4 separate regions of the Homo sapiens genome follow, and regions 1, 2 and 3 are each linked to region 4. A link is a loop called in an ENCODE intact Hi-C map of the cell type or tissue named here. Cell type or tissue: ascending aorta. All regions are shown on one strand. Region 1 overlaps TMEM184B (transmembrane protein 184B). Region 2 overlaps TPTEP2-CSNK1E (TPTEP2-CSNK1E readthrough). Region 3 overlaps MAFF (MAF bZIP transcription factor F). Region 4 overlaps PICK1 (protein interacting with PRKCA 1).

Evidence for each region. A loop is a pair of places that touch in the nucleus more often than their neighbours do. Peaks named below come from ENCODE experiments on the same cell type or tissue, not always from the same donor. Only the 100,000 strongest peaks of a DNase experiment are listed, where the experiment ranks them.
Region 1: a loop joins it to region 4, with 9 times the contacts of the local background. A loop is called at or near these places in 6 of 110 quality-filtered maps.
Region 2: it touches region 4 in a loop (7-fold over the local background); 81 of 110 quality-filtered maps call a loop at or near these places.
Region 3: a loop joins it to region 4, with 2.5 times the contacts of the local background. A loop is called at or near these places in 11 of 110 quality-filtered maps.

What each region holds. Positions count from the first base shown.
Region 1 is chr22:38,254,671-38,259,670 of GRCh38, forward strand. All of the region lies in intron 1 of TMEM184B (transmembrane protein 184B), which reads right to left. Among named protein-coding and RNA genes, the nearest start is that of TMEM184B, 16 kb to the right of the region's middle. In ascending aorta, no CTCF peak of the experiment used is centred here; DNase peaks (open chromatin) are centred at 2,401, 2,751 and 4,440; H3K4me3 peaks cover 1,701 bases; H3K27ac peaks cover 4,679 bases.
Region 2 is chr22:38,350,505-38,355,504 of GRCh38, forward strand. All of the region lies in intron 4 of TPTEP2-CSNK1E (TPTEP2-CSNK1E readthrough), which reads right to left. It also overlaps the pseudogene TPTEP2. Among named protein-coding and RNA genes, the nearest start is that of CSNK1E, 36 kb to the left of the region's middle. RefSeq lists a silencer at 2,698-2,937. In ascending aorta, a CTCF peak has its summit at 2,830 (motif pointing left); a DNase peak (open chromatin) is centred at 2,857; H3K27ac peaks cover 501 bases.
Region 3 is chr22:38,211,857-38,216,856 of GRCh38, forward strand. It overlaps MAFF (MAF bZIP transcription factor F), which reads left to right. Exons shown (of 3, transcript NM_012323.4): 2 at 1,967-2,033; 3 at 2,564-4,651. The coding sequence starts at 1,998. The coding sequence ends at 3,022. It also overlaps a transcript of TMEM184B not described here. Among named protein-coding and RNA genes, the nearest start is that of SNORA92, 10 kb to the right of the region's middle. RefSeq lists enhancers at 292-436, 1,950-2,531, a cis regulatory region at 364 and silencers at 2,527-2,576, 2,747-3,116. In ascending aorta, a CTCF peak has its summit at 2,755 (motif pointing right); a DNase peak (open chromatin) is centred at 3,010; H3K4me3 peaks cover 727 bases; H3K27ac peaks cover 2,741 bases.
Region 4 is chr22:38,066,747-38,071,746 of GRCh38, forward strand. It overlaps PICK1 (protein interacting with PRKCA 1), which reads left to right. Exons shown (of 13, transcript NM_012407.4): 5 at 958-1,024; 6 at 2,287-2,376; 7 at 4,092-4,145; 8 at 4,936-4,998. Among named protein-coding and RNA genes, the nearest start is that of PICK1, 12 kb to the left of the region's middle. In ascending aorta, a CTCF peak has its summit at 2,696 (motif pointing right); DNase peaks (open chromatin) are centred at 435 and 2,875; H3K4me3 peaks cover 995 bases; H3K27ac peaks cover 5,000 bases.

The DNA of each region.
Region 1 (5,000 bases), 190 kb after region 4:
ACTGAAAACACCTTCACATCCCATACCTGGGTACCAAAAAATATATATCATATACCTATAAAATAAAAAATACTGACAATATCAAATGCTGGCAAGGATGCAGAGAAACCTGATCTCCCACACATTGCTGGTGGGAAGATAAAATGGTGCAGCCACCATGGAAAACAACTTTGGCACTTTCTTTTTTTTTTTTTTTTTTGAGACAGAGCCTTGGTCTGTCGCCCAGGCTGGAGTGCACTGGCACCATCTTGGCTCACTGCAACCTCTACCTCCCGGGTTCAAGCAATTCTCTGCCTCTGTCTCCTGAGTAGCTGGGATTACAGGTGCCCGCCACCATGGCCAGCTAATTTTTTTTATTTATTTATTTTTTTGAGACGGAGTCTCACTCTGTCGCCCCAGGCTGGAGGGGCAGTAGCACGATCCTGGCTCACTGCAACCTCCACCTCCCTGGTTCAAGCTATTCTCCTGCCTCAGCCTCCTGAGTAGGTGGGATTATAGGCGCGTGTCACCATGCCCAGCTAATTTTTGTATTTTTAGTAGAGACGGGGTTTCATCATGTTGGTCAGGCTGATCTTGAACTCCTGACCTTGTGATCCGCCCGCCTCAGCCTCCCAGAGTGCTGGGATTACAGGCGTGAGCCACCGCACCCGGCCTCATGGCCGGCTAATTTTTTTTGTATTTTTAGTAGTGACGGGGTTTCACCATATTGGCCAGGCTGGTCTTGAACTCCTGACCTTGTGATCCACCCACCTCAGCCTCCCAGAGTGCTGGGATTACAGGCGTGAGCCACCATGCCTGGCCCCGGCAGTTTCTTATAAAACTAACATGCATTTACTACACAACCCAGTAATCACTGTGGACATTTATTCTACAGGAATGAAAACGTATATTCACACAAAAGCCTGTACACAAATGTTCACGGCAGCCGTATCTGTAATCATCAAAATCTGGGAAGAACCCATGTACTTCAACAGGCAAAAAGTTAAACTCTGGTATATCCAGACCATGGAATAGTACCCAGCAAGAAAAAAGAACAAATTACTGATACACACAAGTGATCTGGATGGATCTCAGGGGTGTTACATTTTGTGAAACCAGCCAATCTCAAAAGGTCACATACTGCATGATCCATTTATGTAACATGCTCAAAATGACAAAGCTATAAAGATGGAGCATGGTGTAGTAGTTGGCAGAGGACAGTGACGATGATGGGTGGGGGTGTGTAATTTTAAAGGGTACCAGGGGAGTTCCTTCCAGGTGATGAAACAGTTTGTATCTTGATAGTGGTAGTGGTTACATGAATCTACATGTGATAAAATTGAAGAGAACTACACATACACCCTACATGAAAATGCAGAAAACTGAATAAGGTCTGTACTTCAGTTAATAGTACTGTTGGGCTGGGCATGGTGGCTCACGCCTGTAATCCCAGCACTTTGGGAGTCCAAGGCGGGTGGATCATCTGAGGTCGGGAGTTTGAGAACAGCTTGACCAACATGAAGAAACCCCGTCTCTACTAAAAATACAAAAATTAGCCCAGGGGACCTTTTTTTTTTTTTGGATTTGGAGTCTCACTCTGTCACCCAGGCCGGAGTGCAGTGGTGTGATCTTCAACTCACTGTAACCTCTGCCTCCCGGGTTCAAGCAATTCTCCTGCCTCAGCCTCCCAAGTAGCTGGGATTACAGGCACCCACCACCATGCCTGCCTAATTTTTGTATTTTTAGTAGAGACAGGTTTTCACCTTATTGGCCAGGCTGGTCTCTTGGACAGGGTGGTATCAAACTCCTGACCTCGTGATCCTCCCACCTCGGCCTCCCAAAGTGCTGGGATTACAGGCGTGAGCCACCATGCCCGGCCAACAATCCTTATTGATTGCTTTTCCACAAGATAACCAATAAATCTCTGATACAAACTGAGTCCCTCCCCATCTTACTACACATTTCATAGAAAAATCTGTTGTTCTGCTGTCTAAAGCTTTTTATTATGGAACATTTCAAACATACAAAACTGGAACAAATAGTGTAATGAATTTTTCCACCTCTCCATCACTGAGCTTTAACGGTTAGCAACACTGCGCAATCTTGTTGCATCTTTCCCTGTCCCCCAGATGTAATGTTAAATACTTCGGTGTGCATCTGTACTTGATAAAGACTTTTTAAACTTTCTATTTTGAAATAATCGTAGGTTCACAGGAAATTGCAAAAATAGAATCTAGGGTCCTGTATGCCCTTCACCCAGCTTCCTCAACGGGTGACGTCTAGTCTAGCTGTAGTACAGTATCAAAGCCTGGAAGTGGACATTAATAGTTTTTTTTTTTTTTTTTTTTTGAGATAGAGTTTCGCTCTTGTTGCCCAGGCTGGAGTGCAATGGCGCGATCTCGACTCACGGCAACCTCCACCTCCAGAATTCAAGTGATTCTCCTGCCTCAGCCTCCCAAGTAGCTGGTATTACTGGCATGCACCAAAACAATATGTCTGTCACTGACTTTAAAAAGAAAAAAAAAATCCTCTCATAGCTGAACTCCTAAAAAGCTACGTAACAGAATTTTCTAGTCCATTAAAAATTTTCCAAAGCATTTTAGTGGGTTTTGGACTCGCTTGTTAAGAATTTTAAAATAAAATACCTTCCATTTCGTTTACAAAAACGTGATTGGCATCAGGGAGGATGGAAATGTACCGGCCAAATTTCAACAAATCCTTTGCATACTCAGTGGACGGGATGGAAAAATGAGTAACCCGATTTAGAAAGAAAGCCAAGGATGCGTCTGCTCCGTGTGCAGCTTCCTGTCCCAGACAGGATCTTTTGCAGGGAAAGCAGCCATTAAAACCCAGTCTCTAAACAAGCCGAACGTGAAGCCAGCCAGACCTTCCAAACTCTCTCTCACTGATCACGAAAGCGCACGTTCCAAAAAATGACCCCGTGTATGAACCCAGGAGGTTTCTGTACCGTCAACAAAGTAAAAATTTTCTTTATTACATCTTTAGCTTGGCCTTTGGTTTCTGTTTTTGGTGTAGGTTTTATTACGTACACACTGAAACAGTAAAGTAATATACGTGTATACTTATTGTAACATACACTTATAATTACACCAATATCCACATATTGGGGGTGCATGTTCAAGAGGTTTTGTTCTGGTTTCTTTTTTACTGATAGGGCTGTGTGATCCAAGGAAGTTTGGAGAGCAGTGCTATAGTGATAGGCAAAGGCCCAAGGCTTCCTAATGGCTGCTGCTATTCCCCTCTCCTCTGCAATCTCTCTGCCTCTCTGTCCTTCCCCAGACAAGGCCCCCTGGCTCAGTTCCAGGCTGCAGATCAGACAGAAAACAAATTCAAGGACCCCCACCTCCCCCACATACAGCCTACCTGCCAGTGAGTGCAGTCTCCACACCTGTCTCTCATTCACACGCCACCCAGCAGGTGGCAAAGAGGCCAGGCCACGCAGTCTGCACTTTGTCCCAGGCTCTGAGACAGGGAACTGAGTTGGAACCTCAGCATTATCACCTAAGCTGGGCCTGAGGCAGGTGACTGGACCTCTCTGACTGTGTTTCTTAGGGAGAAAAGTCCAGGTGCACTGTCCTGTAGCTAAGGCTTTTGGACTAAATGGGTTTAAGAATTTAGAATTTTTCCAAATTTTTTTTTTTTTTTTTTTAGACTAAGTCTCACTCTGTCACCCAGACTGGAGTACAGAGGAACAATCTCGGCTCACTGCAACCTCCGCCTCCCAGGTTCAAGCGATTCTCCTGCCTCAGCCTTCCTAGTAGCTGGGATTACAGGCATAAGCCACATGCCCGGCTAATTTTTGTATTTTTAGTAGAGACAGAGTTTCACCATATTGGCCAGGCTGGTCTCGAACTCCTGACCTCAAGTGATCCACCAACCTCAGCCTCCCAAAGCTCTGGGATTATAGGCATGAGCCACCGTGCCCAGCCGAATTTTTCAGATTTTAGAAAGGATTATGCTGCTAGACACAGTGACACTCCTGGAAGGGTGGGTGCAACACCCCAAAAGCAAACATATAGTACTTTCATAGGAAAACATACTGTTAGTCACCCTAAGGAAGATAGTTTTAAAGGCCATAATTAGTATCACATCAATTCAGGTCAGATTTTTGCAGCAGAAATTAGTCTGCTGCAGACTTAGAAGAACCTTTGGGATTTCTGAGCGTTCTGAATTCTAGAACAGCAGAGAAGGGGATGTGGGCCTGGACCGTCTTCCAGAACTGTAGGGAGGCTGATGAGGAAGCAGACATCCAGTGTCGTTTATTTCTATGTTTATTTTCAACTGTAATGGTATCCCTCCTCCCAACCTGAAATCCACTGAGAATGTGGCAGGAGCTGGCCGTGGGACCCAAAGTCTCACTTCTCCCAAGACTGCCCCACCTCCCTCCTCTTCCAGGAAAGACGTCTTCCGGCTGGCCCCCCATCAGAGACATCCTTTCTCAGATAAGCTACGCAGCTATGTCGTCACTGAACTTGGCCACCTGCCTTGGAGTTTATTTCGGGAGCATCCCACCATCTCACCCAGATTCTATCGTCAGAGTCATTTTAACTCATGTTTGAGGGACACCTTACTGCTGCTATCCCCTCTGCCCATGGATTTTATTATGTGCTGTGTGGTAGGCTGAAGAATAATCCCCCAAAGATGTTGACATCCTAACCCCCAGAGCCTGTGAACATGCTACCTTACATGGCAAAAGGGACTTTGCAGAAGTGACTGAATTAAGGGTCCTGAAATGAGAGATTATCCTGGATAACCTGGGTGGGCCCATGTCATCACAAGGGTCCTCGTAGGAGGAAGGCAGGAGGTAGAGAGCGAGAAGAGGGCAGCGTGACAAAGGAAGCAGAGAGAGGAAAGTGGAAGCTGCTACGCTGCTGCCCTTGCAGATGGCGAAAGGCGCCACAAGCCACAGATGGAGGTGGTCTCTAGGAGCTGGAAGAGGCAGGGAAATAATTCTCCCCCAGAGCCTCCAGAAGGAGTATGGCCCTGCCAACACCTCGATT
Region 2 (5,000 bases), 280 kb after region 4:
GCCTTGGCCTCCTAAACTGCTGGAATTACAGGCGTAAGCCACCGCACCCGGCCAGCACTAAGTATTAATACATCCACACTGCTGTGCTCCTCCCCCTACTGCCCGCCCCATCTCCAGAGCTTACAGGGAACCACACAACCAGTTCCTTTCCTGAAAGCTCAGAGGACAGGCTGCCTCCTCCAAGGAGTGATCCTGACTTCCCAGGCAGAGAATTTCTGCAATAAGCATTAGGCCTCCCCTGTCCCCAGATCCCTGCCCAGAACCCAAACACGGGTGGAGCCTCCACAGGGCTTCCCACCCAGCCTCCTGCTTCCACAGAACAGGATTCACTCTGGCCAGAGGAGGAAATTCTTTGAACTTCTTTGAAGTCCATGATGGTGATGATGATGATGACGGTGACGGTGATGGTGATGAGAATAATGGTGATGGTGATGATGGAGAGGAGGAGGAATCTCTGGCTCTCCTGCTGATGTCTTTCTCTGACCAGTACAGTCTCTGGAAGGCAGGATCATGTGTTTTCCCACCCTCTGCCAAAGATGGGAGCAGCCTGGGCTGGAATGCAAGGTGGCAGGAGCATACCACAGCTCTGTCACTACGATGGCAACAGCCCCATCCCTGTCCCTCACAATGGCCCTGAGTGTGGCCCTGGTTGTCCCTGCCTGTGTCCTTCCTTGTCCCCCCAACCAGGGAGCTCCTGGAAGACTAGCCTGGGGTGCCCCCTTCACTGGCCCCCCAACATGGCCCCAGATCCAGTGGCTGTAGGGCCTTCCCAGTCTTGCCCTCACTTCCCAGCTGAGGAAGCTGTTCACACAGCCTTCCTGAGGCTGGGCCCCAGGCTGTCCCCAACATCAGCACTGGAACATGGGACCTGGGTGGGCTGAAGGGCCCTCGTTTCTTTTTTTGCTGTGAGTGGGAAGGGCTGGGGAAACTGAGGCACAGGTTAGTGTCTTCATTTGCCCAGGTCACCGTAGAAACCTACTCTCCTTGCTGCTCTCTGGACTCTGGGGCCACATAGGGAGGCGGCCTGCAGGGCCCCTGCCCAAGAGCCAGGTCAGACCGGAAGCTCAGTGCCGGGTGTAGGAGCTGAGCAGACCTGGGCTCAAATTCCAGTCTGCTCACTCCTCTGGTGGTCACAGCGCCTTCCTCACCTGTCAGTGGGGTGCATGATAGTGCAGCCTCTCACACTGGCTGGAGCGGCCAGTAAGGCAAACACCCCAGGTCGGGCCCAGGCTCGAGGCGGGGGCTCAGTGAATATCCCCTCTACCTTCTTTTCCTGCCCGGAGGTCTGAAGGGGGCAGCCCAATGGTATAGACGGGCCTGGAGAGAGGGTGGCTCAAGCCCTGGCCCCGCCTCTGGCCCTCTGTGACCTTCAGTATCTTCGTCGGCCTCTCGTGGCCACTGGGCTGTGTATGCAGGACAATATTCATTCTCAGGGTCTGCAAAGGCCACCCCCAGCCTTGTCCCTACCTCCTGAGGCGGGTGGAAGGGGCTGATGAAGGTCAGCCCAGAGATCTTGGAGTGAAAGGGGCAGAAGGCCCAGGGCTGGCTGCGGTGGACCCTCAGGAGGTGATGAAGCGAGGGTTGTCCCCCGAGTCCAGGGCCTCTGGAGCCTCTCCTTCCTGCTGTGTGCACGGGTCCATAAACAGAAGGGACCGCCAGTTCTGGTTCCATTAGACATCCAAAAAACAGGCTGGGCGCGGTGGCTCACACCTGTAATCCCAGCACTTTGGGAGGCTGAGGCAGGCAGATCATGAGGTCAGGAGTTCGAGACCAGCCTGGCCAACATGGCGAAACCCCATCTCTACTCAAAATACAAAAATTAGCCGGGCATGGTGGTGGGCACCTGTAGTCCCAGCCACTCGGGAGGCTGAGGCAGGAGAATCATTTGAACCCGGGAGGCAGAGGTTGCAGTGAGCCAAGATCGTGCCACTGCACTCCAGCCTGGGCAACAGAGAGACTCTGCCTTAAAAAAAAATCCAAAAAACGTGAGCGAAGGGGTTGCTAAGTCCTTAGACTTAGAGGGAGGCCCCCGGAGACCACTTGGGTGAGAGTCCCAGGCTCAGCTCTGCCCTGTCCTCCATTTGAGGGCTTGGGCAAGTCCCCATACCATTTGGGCCTCAGTTTCCCCATCTGGACATGAGGGTTTCCACTGGCCCAGAGTTGGGCTGGGAGTCAGGTGTGACCTCAGGGGACTCGTGGTGCTCTCCTGGCTCTTGGTCTCCACCTGGGCCTGGACTTTTCTGTGGGACCCATCAGGGACACTCAGCAAACACCCCTTTGCATTTGTTTTATTTATTTATTTATTTTTATTATTTTATTTTATTTTGAGACACAGTTTGCTCTTGTTGCCCAGGCTGGAGTGCAATGGCACAATCTCGGCTCACTGCAACCTCCATCTCCCAGGTTCAAACATTCTCCTGCCTCAGCCTCTCGAGTAGCTGGGATTGCAGGCATGTGCCACCACGCCTGGCTAATTTTGTATTTTTAGTAGAAACGGGGTTTCTCCATGTTGGTCAGGCTGGTCTCGAACTCCCGATCTCAGGTGATCCGCCCGCCTCGGCCTCCCAAAGTGCTGGGATTACAGGAATGAGCCACCGCGCCCGGCTGTTTGTTTTTATGTCTTCTTTTTTCTATTTGTTAATAAAGCTCGCTTGGGGTCAGATTGCTAGGACCAAAAAGGCCCTGGCAGACAGCCTAGTCCATTATATAGACAGAGAAACTGAGGCTCTTGGGGCGAGGCAACCCGCCAGTGCCCTCCGGTCCAGCCCAGGCTGGGACCCGGGAATTCGGGCGGCGCTCGCCTGCTGCCCCCGTGTGGCCGCCGCGGGCGCTGCAGGCGGGTCCTGGTCACGCGGGGCGGGGCTGCTTCTCATTGCCAAGCCCAGGGCGGACGTGGGGAGCACCCATAGGGAGAAGGCCTGCCCTGGCCACCTGAGACTGCGACTCCGAGAAGTGCCCTGAACGAGTTCACCTCCGAAGGGAAACCAGGGACGCTTCCAGGAGGCAGTGTCCTTGGAGCAGGTGGTCGGGAGTGCTCCGGGCGCCCCACCTGGAGGAGTCCAGCCCTGGGACCAATTCTGCGCTGGCCTGAGAACAGCGAGGGCCTCGGAACCCGGCGGAGGGGTTCCAGCGGCTTGGTTGCTGTGGACTCCAGCGAATGCCTTAACCTCTCTGAGCCTCCTTTTTCTCAGCAAGAAATTGGTGTACACACACACACGCGCGCGTGCATACACACACCCTTCACAGGCTGTTGTGAAGATTAAGTTGGTATTCAAAGCATCGGGCCCAGCCCCGGGTTCCAGGTGGGTTGTGTTCAGCCTCTCCCCTCTCCATCCCTCCCTTGCAGGAGTTTGGGCTGGAACTGCTCCTCCCAAAGGTGTCTCCAGGCCCTGTCAAGGCCCAGGGACAGAGCTGGTACTAGCCCTGACCACACAGTGGGAGAGCTTCCTGTGTTTTCCCCTTCCCTTTGATGGGGTCAGGAGGTCTCCATCGAGTGCTAGCCGTCTACACCACCTTATCAACCTCGTCAATGGAGAGGCAGAGGTTGGCTGTGGTCCTGTAATCCCAGCACTTCAGGAGGCCGAGGTGACAGATCACTAGAGCCCAGGAATTACAGACCAGCCTGGGCAACATGGTGAAAACCTCTTTACAAAAAATACAAAAATTAGCCCGGCATGATGGTGTGTGCCTGTGGTCCCAGCTACTTGGGAGGCTGAATTGGGAGGACTGCTTGAGCTCGGGGGTTTGAGGTTGCAGTGAGCCAAGATCGCACCACTGCACTCCAGCCTGGGCAAGAGTGAGACCCTGTCCCCCTAAAAAAAACAAATGAAACCAAAACAAAAGTCAGAGAGGCAGGTCCTGGGCCTTGGGCCCAGCACTGACCAGCAGGAGTACCTGGCTAGAATAGAAACTCCTTGTTTGACTTCATTCTATTTCTTTTCACTTTTACCTTCCATATGTGGCAAGTTGATACTGGTTTCCACTTATGTAGGGATAGGAAGTTTCCTTTTAAAATAAAATTGTTCCAGGCACAGTGGCTCGCGCCTGTAATCCCAGCACTTTGGGAGGCCAAGGCGGGCGGATCACTTGAGGTCAGGATTTCGAGACCAGCCTGGTCAACATAGTGAAACCCCATCTGTACTAAAAATACAAAAATGAGCTGGGCGTGGTGGCACACACATGTAATCCTAGCTATTTAGGAGGCTGAGGCATGAGAATCGCTTGAACCTGGGAGGCAGAGGTTGCAGTGAGCTGAGATCGCGCCGTTGCACTCCAACCTGGGTGACAGAGTGAGACTCAGTTTCAAAAATAAAATAATAAAATTGTTCAAGTAAAAAAAAAGCAAGCTGATTTAAAAACATGTTATTCTATAATTTTAATACAATAGTTTAGAGGTGGGCACTGGAGACAACAAAGGTGACAGTGGAGTGACAAGATCTGAAGCCAGCACTAGAAAGCCTCTACATCCCGCTAATCAGCAGGTGAGGCTGGGCCAGGAGCCTCTCATTCTTTTTTTTTTTTTTTTGAGACAGAGTCTCCCTCTGTCTCCCAGGCTGGAGTGCAGTGGCGCCATCTTGGCTCAGTGCAACCTCCGCCTCCTGGGTTCAAGTGATTCTCCTGCCTCAGCCTCCCGAGTAGCTGGGACTACAGGCGCGTGTCACCACACCCAGCTAATTTTTGTATTTTTGTATTTTTAGTAGAGACAGGGTTTCACCATGTTGGCCAGGATGGTCTTGATCTCTTGATCTCGTGATCTGCCCACGTCAGCCTCCGAAAGTGCTGGGATTACAGGCATGAGCCACTGCGCCCGGCCAGGAGCCTCTCATTCTATGGACTGAAGTCACATATTCAATCCAGCGGGGATATTCTGAGCCCCGCCATGTGCTGGTGCCTGTACCTGCTATATCTCCTCTTTGGTGGGGAGACAAGCCCCCAGCCCAGGCAGGGTCCCCACCAGGCTGGACATAGACCCATTCTGGGTGAATGTGAGGGGAAGAAAT
Region 3 (5,000 bases), 150 kb after region 4:
GCTCAAGGAACCAGGACTTGGATCTGGCTTTTGCCCTCTGCTGTCCACAAAACTGGGTGATGCTCTTTCCGATACGGTACGTGTTTATAGGATGCTACAGCTCAGATCACAAAGCATCTTCCTTTGTTTTCTTTTTATTTATTTATTTTTTTTGAGATGGAGTCTCACTCTGTCACCCAGGCTCCCAGGCTGGAGTGCAGTGGCGCAATCTCGGCTCACTGTAACCTCCACCTCCCAGGTTTAAGCAATTCTCCTGCCTCAGCCTCTCAAATAGCTGGGACTACAGGCATGCACCACCACGCCTGGGCTAATTTTTGTGTTTTTGGTAGAGACAGGGTTTTGCCATGTTGGCCAGGCTGGTCTTGAACTCCTGAACTGAGGTGATCTGCCCGTCTCAGCCTCCTAAAGTGCTGGGATTACAGGCGTGAGCCACCGCGCCCAGCCTATCTTCCTTTATTTTCCTTGGCTTCTTATCACTGCCCCCTCCCCTTGGAGACAGATGAGAAAACTCAGGTTCTCATGGCGGAGAACCTGAGAGGATTGGCAAAGTAGATCCTATCAGCTAGAGACAGAGAGGACTGCTGCTTTAAAGGGGACTTTGGGAGATGGTCCCCTTCTCCAGCCCAGAGCAATGACCACTGACCCTCCACGAGTTTTATTCACCTTTTTCTCCCCATTACCAAGTACATGTTTGGCAAAGAGCTCAATAAATAGTTGTTGAAGGAGCATGTGGCTGTCAGGCCTGTGGGAGGGAGGATTAGGAGATGAGAGGCCCTCATTGGTCTAGGGATGGCTGCCCCATCTGCCTAGGGCATGCTGAGTTAGTATGGGGCAGCCCCCAGGAGGTTGGGAAAACTTTCCCAAAACAGAGGTCTAGATGAAGGAGGCCTGGGGAGAGAGGGGACTGGCTGATGTTGTATCTTACGGGGTGCTGGATGGGCTTTGTGTAAAGGCATTTACTGGTGCACATATGCTGTGTGTACTTTTCTGTATGTAGGTTATACTTTAAGAAAAGTTCTGAAAAATTGGCTGGGCACAGTGGCTCACACCTGTCCAGCACTTTGGGAGGCTGAGGCGGGTGGATCACCTGAGGTCAGTAGTTCAAAACCAGCCTGGCCAACATGGCGAAACCCTGTCTCTAAAAATAAAAATAAACTAAAAATACAAAAAATTAGCTGGGCGTGGTGACAGGCACCTGTAATCCCAGCTACTTGGGAGGCTGAGGCAGGAGAATCCCTTGAACACGGGAGGCGGAGGTTGCAGTGAGCCAAGATCGCGCCCCTGCACTCCAGCCTGGGTGACAGAGTGAGACTCTGTCTCAAAAAAAAAAAAAAAAAAAAAAAAAGAAAGAAAGAAAAAGAGAAAGAAAAGTTCTGAAAAATCAAATCAAAGGCACATGTCCAAGCCCCATGTGGAAGAATGGTCAGGAGAGGCACATCTATTCATTTGGTGCACACTTACTGAGCCATCTACTATATACCAGGCACTGATTTAGGCATATTGATGCCGTGGTGAGACAGGGAAGGCCTCTGCCTTCATTGGCTTCCGTTTTGGTGGAGGAGGAGTGGGAAGGAGAAACAAATCATAGATGAGGAACCAAGCATGAGAAATGCAGAAGAGGTGACTGTTACAAGGGTTAATAGGCGGGGTTATGTGATGTGACACAGAGGCGTTTAGCCAGAATGGTCAAAGAGGACCTCCTGAGGAGGTGACATTGGGCAAAGACCTAAATGATGAGGAGTCACCATGGGGCTAGAACAGTAAAGAGCACAGCCTGTGCACAGCTCCCGCGGCTGGAAGGAGCCATTCAAGGAGGCCTGTGGACCAATGTGGAGAGAGGAAGGTGGCAGGTATGAATCAGTTCTAAGATAGCAGAGGCCTTGAATGGCAAGGTAGTGAGTTTGGATTTTATTCTAAATGGGAAACCAAAAACAAAACAGTGACTTTGACCTCCTTTCTACCCTAGGTCTGCAGCCCAGAGGGCACCTTCTGCAAACATGTCTGTGGATCCCCTATCCAGCAAAGCTCTAAAGGTGAGGAGGCAGCCTCTGTCAACCCAGTGAAGCCCTCCCTCCCTGCCCATGCAGAGCCTCCTCATCCCAACTTCCCCTTCTTTCCTGGAATCCCCTGGGTGGCTCAGCAGGCACCAGGCCTTCATGATGCCAAAGGGAAGGGCCACAGCCATGGGCTGGGACCAGGAGGCCTGGGCTCTGGTCACAGGCTGCATGTCCCTGGGGTAGGTCACTTCCCTCTCCAGGCCTCCTTCCCCATCGGGTCAATGTCCCCTGGGGCATTCAAAGGTGCTTTCCGACCTGGGTTTCTCTGGCTGAGTCCAGGGCTTGGCGCTAGGTTAGAATTCAGGCTGAGCCCCGGGGTGGCCTCCTTTTGTGTCCCGATCCTAGTCTGGCCCGGTTTCCCCTTCCCGGATTCCTGCTCCCCTTCGGGGTTTTGGATCAAGTCCACCCACCACCTCGGCGGCTAAGGCGGTGAAAGAGGAACACCGCGGGTGGAGCGGGGGGGCCCGTCCCCAGTCCCCTGGACCTCAGTTTCCTCATGCCCGCAGATCAAGCGAGAGCTGAGCGAGAACACGCCGCACCTGTCGGACGAGGCGCTGATGGGGCTGTCGGTGCGCGAGCTGAACCGGCATCTGCGCGGGCTCTCCGCCGAGGAGGTGACACGGCTCAAGCAGCGGCGCCGCACACTCAAAAACCGTGGCTACGCCGCCAGCTGCCGCGTGAAGCGCGTGTGCCAGAAGGAGGAGCTGCAGAAGCAGAAGTCGGAGCTGGAGCGCGAGGTGGACAAGCTGGCGCGCGAGAACGCCGCCATGCGCCTGGAGCTCGACGCGCTGCGCGGCAAGTGCGAGGCGCTGCAGGGCTTCGCGCGCTCCGTGGCCGCCGCCCGCGGGCCCGCCACGCTCGTGGCGCCGGCCAGCGTCATCACCATCGTCAAGTCCACCCCGGGCTCGGGGTCTGGCCCCGCCCACGGCCCGGACCCCGCCCACGGCCCGGCCTCCTGCTCCTAGTGCCCGCCCCCGCCATGCCTCAGCCACGCCCCTCCGGCCTCAGCTCCCTCCCCAAAGTGCCTGAGCGCCGCCTCTGTGCCCAGGTCCCATTTCTCTGCAGCACTGGCCCCTTGGTGCACACACATTCCCTTCGTGGGCCCTGTCTTCCTCTTGCAGCCCCCCAAACTGGGACCGAATGACCCTGGGAAGGGGAACTTGGGTAGGTTGGGGATGGGGCAGAGGTCTGGATCTGGGATCGCCCTTGGCTGAAAGTTTAGCCTTTTTAGATTGAGAGATACAGAGCCGGCTTAGAGAACAGCTGTTGGGGGAGAAGAGGGCACCCCTCATCTTGGAAACTGCTCTTATTGTGCCAATATGCCCTCCAAACCCTCCCAGGATTCAAAGCTAGGTTTGGCTGTCTGTGACTTACGGGACCGTCCTGCTGAGAAATTGCACTGAAGAGATGCCCCCACCTCTGGTTGGGCCTGGGGGTGCCTGGCCTTCCGAAACTAAAAGAGTGGGTGGGAAGACTAGTGAAACCCAGTTCACGGATGGGGAAACAGGCCTGAGGTCACATTTCACTTAGTGGTTGTGTTGGGACCAAAACCTGGGTGTCCTCACTGCTGCCCTGAGTCCAGCCATGGTTTTCAGGGGGACAGTGGACAGGGACTCAGAAATGTGGTGGGAGGGCCTCCCTGGCTTGGGAGACCGCTCTCTGCAAGGGAGGGGGAGAGAAGCAGAGGGAGAGAGAAGGTGACACGGATGGAAGAGTGGGAAGGAGCTGGCCTGGCTCAGCCCTAGGCTGTCCCTGCAGCCAGGGTGTCCGGGGGCTGGCCAGTCAGAGAAAGGGGGCCATGGACTGCTGTGGCAAATAGGGAGACAAGGAGACAGACCCTGCAGTCCTACTACAGTCTGGAGTGGGGTCCTAAGAAGAAGGGTCCCACCTCAACCCCTGTCAGTGTCCACTGTGGGGTGGGGGCTGACCCCTGCCTTTGATTGTCATTCTCCTGGGAAGCCCAGTCTCAGTCCCTCCCCCAACACTGTCCACACTGCCCCTCCCCACTGTTTATTTATTGCACGGATCTAAGTTATTCTCCCCAGCCAGAGCCCGAGCTCCTGCTCCCTGGGAAAAGTGGCGTATGGCCCTGAGCTGGGCTTTATATTTTATATCTGCAAATAAATCACATTTTATCTTATATTTAGGGAAAGCCGGAGAGCAACAACAAAAAATGTTTAAGCCGGGCGCGGTGGCTCACATCTGTAATCCCAGCACTTTGGGAGTCCAAGGAGGGGGATCGCTTGAGTCCAGGAGTTTGAGACCAGCCTGGACAACATGGTGAAACCCCATCTCTACAAAAAATACAAAAATTAGCCATGCATGGTGGCTCATGCCTGTAGTCCCAGCTACTTGGGAGGCTGAGGCAGGAGGATCACTTAAGCCCAGAAGGCAGAGGTTGTAGTGAGCTGAGATCGCACCACTGCACTCCAGCCTGGGCAACATAGCAAAATCCTGTCTCAAAAAAAAAGTTAAAAAATATTGCCCGGCTCCTAGAATTTATTTATTTCCTGACTTACAGCAAGCGAGTTATCGTCTTCTGTATTTTGTAGACTTTCTAAATAAAGTCAAATTCTTTCTTTTTCCACAGAGAATAAATGTGTATCCTGGACTATGTTTTTTGGCGAGGGGTGTCTAAAATGGGGTTCTGCTTTCAACCCCTTAGGGCTTCTGGTGGCGGGGAGGGCTAGTGCACATCACCAGCTATTGCACAGGGTATGAGGTGGAGGGGAGATGGCGACAGAGACCAGTGATGCTGAAACTTCGATGCTTCCTCTTGGTTGCTTAGAGCACAGGAGCTCCTGGGAAGACAAAGCCATGGGCACAATGAAATTTAGGACTGGATTCTGGCGGAGCATGGTGGCTCACACCTGTAATCCCAGCACTTTGGGAGGCTGAAGCAAGAGGATCATCTGAGACTAGGAGTCCAAGAGCAACCCGGGC
Region 4 (5,000 bases):
AAAATCCTGTTTTATATTTGGATGAATGTGGTCCCAAGTTCAAGGGCTTTTGGTTTGCAAGGATGAGAGTGAACACAGCGCCCTCCCGTGCTCAGGCAAGTCCTCTTGGGAGAAGCCTTTGTCTCCTGAGCAGTCGTTAGAAAGTGGTTTGTGTAATTCCCTGATTCGCATCAGCCTTGCGGGGCTGGGGCTGCCCCTGCCCCTCCCCTTGGTGCCCCAGCACCAGGCACAGAGCAAGTGCTCAGATGTGCTGTTCGATGAGTAGAGGGATTCCTGGGGATGGGGTGTTTTGGGGTGGAGGAGGGAATAATCAGTGTAGGGAAATGACACGGCAAAGGCTTGGAGTGTGGTTTGCGTGGGGAGGGAAGAAGGAGAGCCTGACCTGGCCGAAGCACAAGACATCAGAGACCGCCAGGCTGTGGGCCCGGTGCCGGCCCTGTCCCCACTGATTCCCCAGGGCTTGGATGTAGAGTAGGAAGGGAGGGGCCTGGGATCAGACAGGGTCACAAGGTGGGGCCATGTCACAGCGCTCAGCCTGGCCCTTACTGGGGCTTAGGATTCTTTTTTTTTTTTTTTTTTTTGAGACAGAATCTCATTCTGTCATCCAGGCTGGAGTGCAATGGTGTGATCTCAGCTCACTGCAACCTCCGCCTCCCAGGTTCAAGTGATTCTTTGCCTCAGCCTCCTGAGCAGCTGGGATTACAGGCACGCGCCACTACGCCCAGCTAATTTTTGTATTTTTAATAGAGATGGGGTTTTGCCATGTTGCCCAAGCTGGTCTCAAACTCCTGACCTCAAGTGATCTGCCTGCCTCAGCCTCCCAAATTGTTGGGATTACAGGTGTGAGCCACCGCACCCGGCCTTGGGCTCAGGAGTCTCAGTCCAGAACAGTCTTGGCTGGGAAGGGGCTCAGGGTGTGGAGCCTCGCTCACTAGTCTGTGTGTGCTGCTCTTCCAGGGGGAGGTGACCATCCACTACAACAAGCTGCAGGCGGACCCCAAGCAGGGCATGTCCCTGGACATTGGTAAGCTGGTCAGAGCAGTTACGGGTGTCCAGCAGCCTCCCTGGATGGGCCCTGGCCCAAAGGAGAAGTGCCACAGCCAGCCCTGCCCTCCCCTTTATGACAGGAGAATCCAGAGTTACATGGCTGTGGGCTCTGACCTCTGACCAAGCAAATCTGAAAGGCCTGGGAGGCCTCCCGGTGCTCTCCCTGCATCTGTTCTTGTACTCTGTCCCTGGTTTCTCACTCCCCCGCGTTTCACCCCTACCTCCCTGCTTCTGCCATCTCCTCTGGGGACTTGCTACCCTAGGGTTGTCCTTTGCAGGCCAGCGCCTCGGCTTCCATGGCCCAGGGCCTCACTCTTCATAAAGGGAGAGCAGCCTAACCCTGGCCTGGCGCCTCATGCCCTCTAGCACAGCGCACTCCTCCCTGGCCTCTCCTGCCATCAGCTCCCAGGGGGACTCTGGATCTGAACTGGACCTCAGGCATTGGGCAGAGGGTCTGCGCCCTGGGACAAGTTCCCTCCTGTTAGAGGGGCTGAGCCTCGGTTCTGTAGAAACTTTAAGACTCAAGAGCTGGACAGCAGCTTCGAGTCCTCTGGACCGGCCGCTTCACATTATGGATCAAAGCCTGAGACCCAGAGAGGGCGCTGCAGCCCCTGGTGAGCGCACACCTAGGTCTCAGCTCTGGAGCCCAGCAATCCCCTTCATACACCCTAGGGCCAGAGGCCAAGGGGCTAAGGGCAGGCTGGATCTATCTGGGAGCTCCCTCCGAAACCCTCTGGTTCCAACACAGGACTAAGTCCCCTTCCTAGGACTAAGCTGGTCAGATGCAGTAACTGAGTCTGGGGTCCGAGCTTCATGGTCATTGATGGTGCCCATTACTTTCACATAACCAGCCCAGGGGCCCCTCTTCTCCCCCTCCCCTTTATGTGACACCCTAGGTCCTGATGTGACACAGAGGAGGGGAAGAGGCCTCCTTGGCTTCCATTAGCCTGTGCTGAGCCCGGGCAGCACTGGGCTCTCAGCAACCAGCAGCTGATGTTGCGTAGCAGGCCCTGGGCGAAGCGCTTCATGTTTAACTGCCCAGGCTGCCAGCACCTCTGTGAAGCAGAGGGAATAGGGCAGGGGCCTAGGACCTCCCCACTGGACATTCCCCACTTCACAGCCACCCCCAGCAGCCCTTCTGCCCCCTGTGGGGTGCTCCCTGTGCATGGAGGTAAGGCTGGGGGCAGGGATGGCCTCTGGGCAGCCACAGACTCACCAGGTCCTTTGTCCCCCGCTCAGTGTTGAAGAAAGTCAAGCACCGGCTGGTGGAGAACATGAGTTCAGGGACCGCAGATGCTCTGGGCCTGAGCCGGGCCATCCTGTGCAATGGTGAGTCCCTTCCCACCCAGCTGGGGCCCCGGGGACTCAAGCCCAGGCTGAGAAGAGTGGGGGGCACCATGGCTGCCCACCAAGCTGCTGTGGGTCCCGCGGGTCTGACCCTGGCCTCTGCCCGTGGAACTGAGAAGTCACCATCTCTGTACCCCCAGAGGCCTCTCCAGCTCCCGGAGGGTCCACAGCTGTCAGCTGGGCTGTCTTAGCCAGTGCCCCTCAGGTCACAGATGGGAAAATAGACTTAGTGTGGGGAGGTGCCTCTGCCCCTGCCCTCAGCCCCTTACCCCTCACCCCAGCACTCTCGCGGCCCACCTCCTGCCTCCTTTGTCCAGGAGGTGGTGCTGCTGCCCTTGCCTCTGCAGGTCCTCCCTTCGTGGTGGCTGCGCAGGCGAGGGGGGAGGCGTGTACATGCACATTTACACACGCATGCACACATGCGCACACACTTTCCCTCCCTGGGGTGGCCAGCGAAACACTCAGTCCCCCTCCTACCGTCGCCAGTCCGAGTTTAAAAATAGCAGCAGCTCTGCAGTGTGCCTGTGGGGTAGATATAAATACTTCTAGAAATTGTAGGCTCAGCTGGGCACACTGGGCTTTATTGGCTAAGGAAGTGGGGGTGGGGACTGAGCTTGTTCCAAATGGTGTACAAAAGTGGCGGCTGCTATTTTCAGCCTCCTGGTGCCGTGCCTATAAATCCCTGTTACTGTAGTTACCAGCCGTTGAGATGAAATTAGAACTGGTTGTTGTGTTTTTCCCCCCAAACCTTGCAATTTCCCTGGCCTTAAATAGGGTTTCTAAAATTGAAGCTGTCATGATGTCCCATGACCCAGCTAAAAACAACAACACGATGCTTACATGGCTCCTTTCCTGCCGCTGGCCAGGTGCTAAGGCTCTGGGGAACCCAGGCCTGGAGGCCACCGGGTGGCCAAAGCCTCCCCAAGACCTCTGAATTGCTCCCTTCCTTCCCCGACAGCCTGTCGCACTGCCACCTCCCTGCCCAGAGAGGCCTGAACACAGCCTCCGCTCCTCCCCTCTTCTGCTAAAAAACCCTGACCCAGGTCAACACAGGAGGCTGGGGAGCAGAGAGCACCTGACTGCCCCACCTCTCCCCTGCAGCCCTCACCATCACACTGCTGTCCATCGCCCGGCCACTGGGCTGGCTTCTCTGCTGGGCTTTCAGCCTTGAGAGCAAGACTTGGCTCAAAGTGAGCCTGACATGGTGGCTGGCACACAGTGGGTGCTCAAGAAACACTAAGCCAATGACTGATCACCAAGGCCTCTTCCCAGTGTGAGCTCTCTCAGCCTTCCTGAATTTCCCCCTCCCTCCCCAAGTTGCGTTTTCCCTTCTGAGCCATCTGTGTGCTTGGGAGGCAGAGACCATGTCCTTCCTGCGCTAGAGGCCTGGCTGCTCCATCTCCATTCCTATGGCCCCTGCCAGCCTTCCTCCCCAGCTGTCAGCAGGCTTTGTGTTAGAAGTGTGGGAGCTTTGCCTGCTAGGCACGGACCCTCCGCTGGCCATGAGGAGGGCCTAGTCATTTACAAAACACCTTTGAACCCAGCTGACCCGAGCTGCCAAATCCCCCTCCCTGGGACCCCTGATCTTTCCCTTCCTGGTTCTCCTCTGGGGTTGCCTCTCCCCTCCCCAGCATGGCCCTGGGCCTCCTGTGGCTTGCTGAGCCCACTGACCTCCCCTCTTCTTTGAATCCCGACAGATGGGCTTGTCAAGAGGCTAGAGGAGCTGGAGCGGACCGCTGAGCTATACAAAGGTGGGTGGGGGGTGGCCTCGTCCTGGCACTAGCTCTACCCCAGGGAGCATGCTCTCAGCAGAGTGGCAACAGGGGTGCTGGCACTAGGAATGCCAGCCTACAAAATACTAGGACCATGGGCATTAAGAGTTCTTAAGAATATATACTTCTTCTGAATTTAAAAATAACTCAGGGGCCTGGTGCAGTGGCTCACGCCTGTAATCCCAGCACTTTGGGAGGCTGAGGTGGGCGGATCACTTAAGGTCAGGAGTTTGAGACCAGCCCGGCCAACATGGTGAAACGCCATCTCTACTGAAAATACAAAAATTAGCCAGGCATGATGGTGTGTGCCTATAATCAGTACTCGAGAGGCTGAGGCATGAGAATCGCTTGAACCAGGGAGGCAGAGGTTGCAGTGAGCCAAGATCACACCACCGCACTCTAGTCTGGGCAATAGAGCAAGACCCTATCTCAAAAAAAACAAAACCTGATACTCATAAAAATTCAGAGAATAGCACTTGTAAACATAGCGAGAGTCCCCCGGAATCCCACACTGTCCCAGGGCTAAAGCCCACAGCAGGCTGTGTACCCCTGCATCTTACAAAATGCTGGCGCCCCTGTCTGATGGGGCTCCTCACGGGTTGGGTCGGACTGAGCTTTTACCCCTGGGCTGTGGTTGGGCGGTGGGGAAAGGCCATGTATCAGGGCCTAGCAGAGGCCTTGGGTGGCATGGGCAATTGGAGGCCTTGCCCTGGGCCAGTGTGGTCCCCGCCATGCGTCCCCATTCCGCATCACTCGGTCTCTCCCACAGGGATGACGGAACACACCAAGAACCTCCTACGGGCCTTTTATGAGCTGTCGCAGACTCACCGGGGT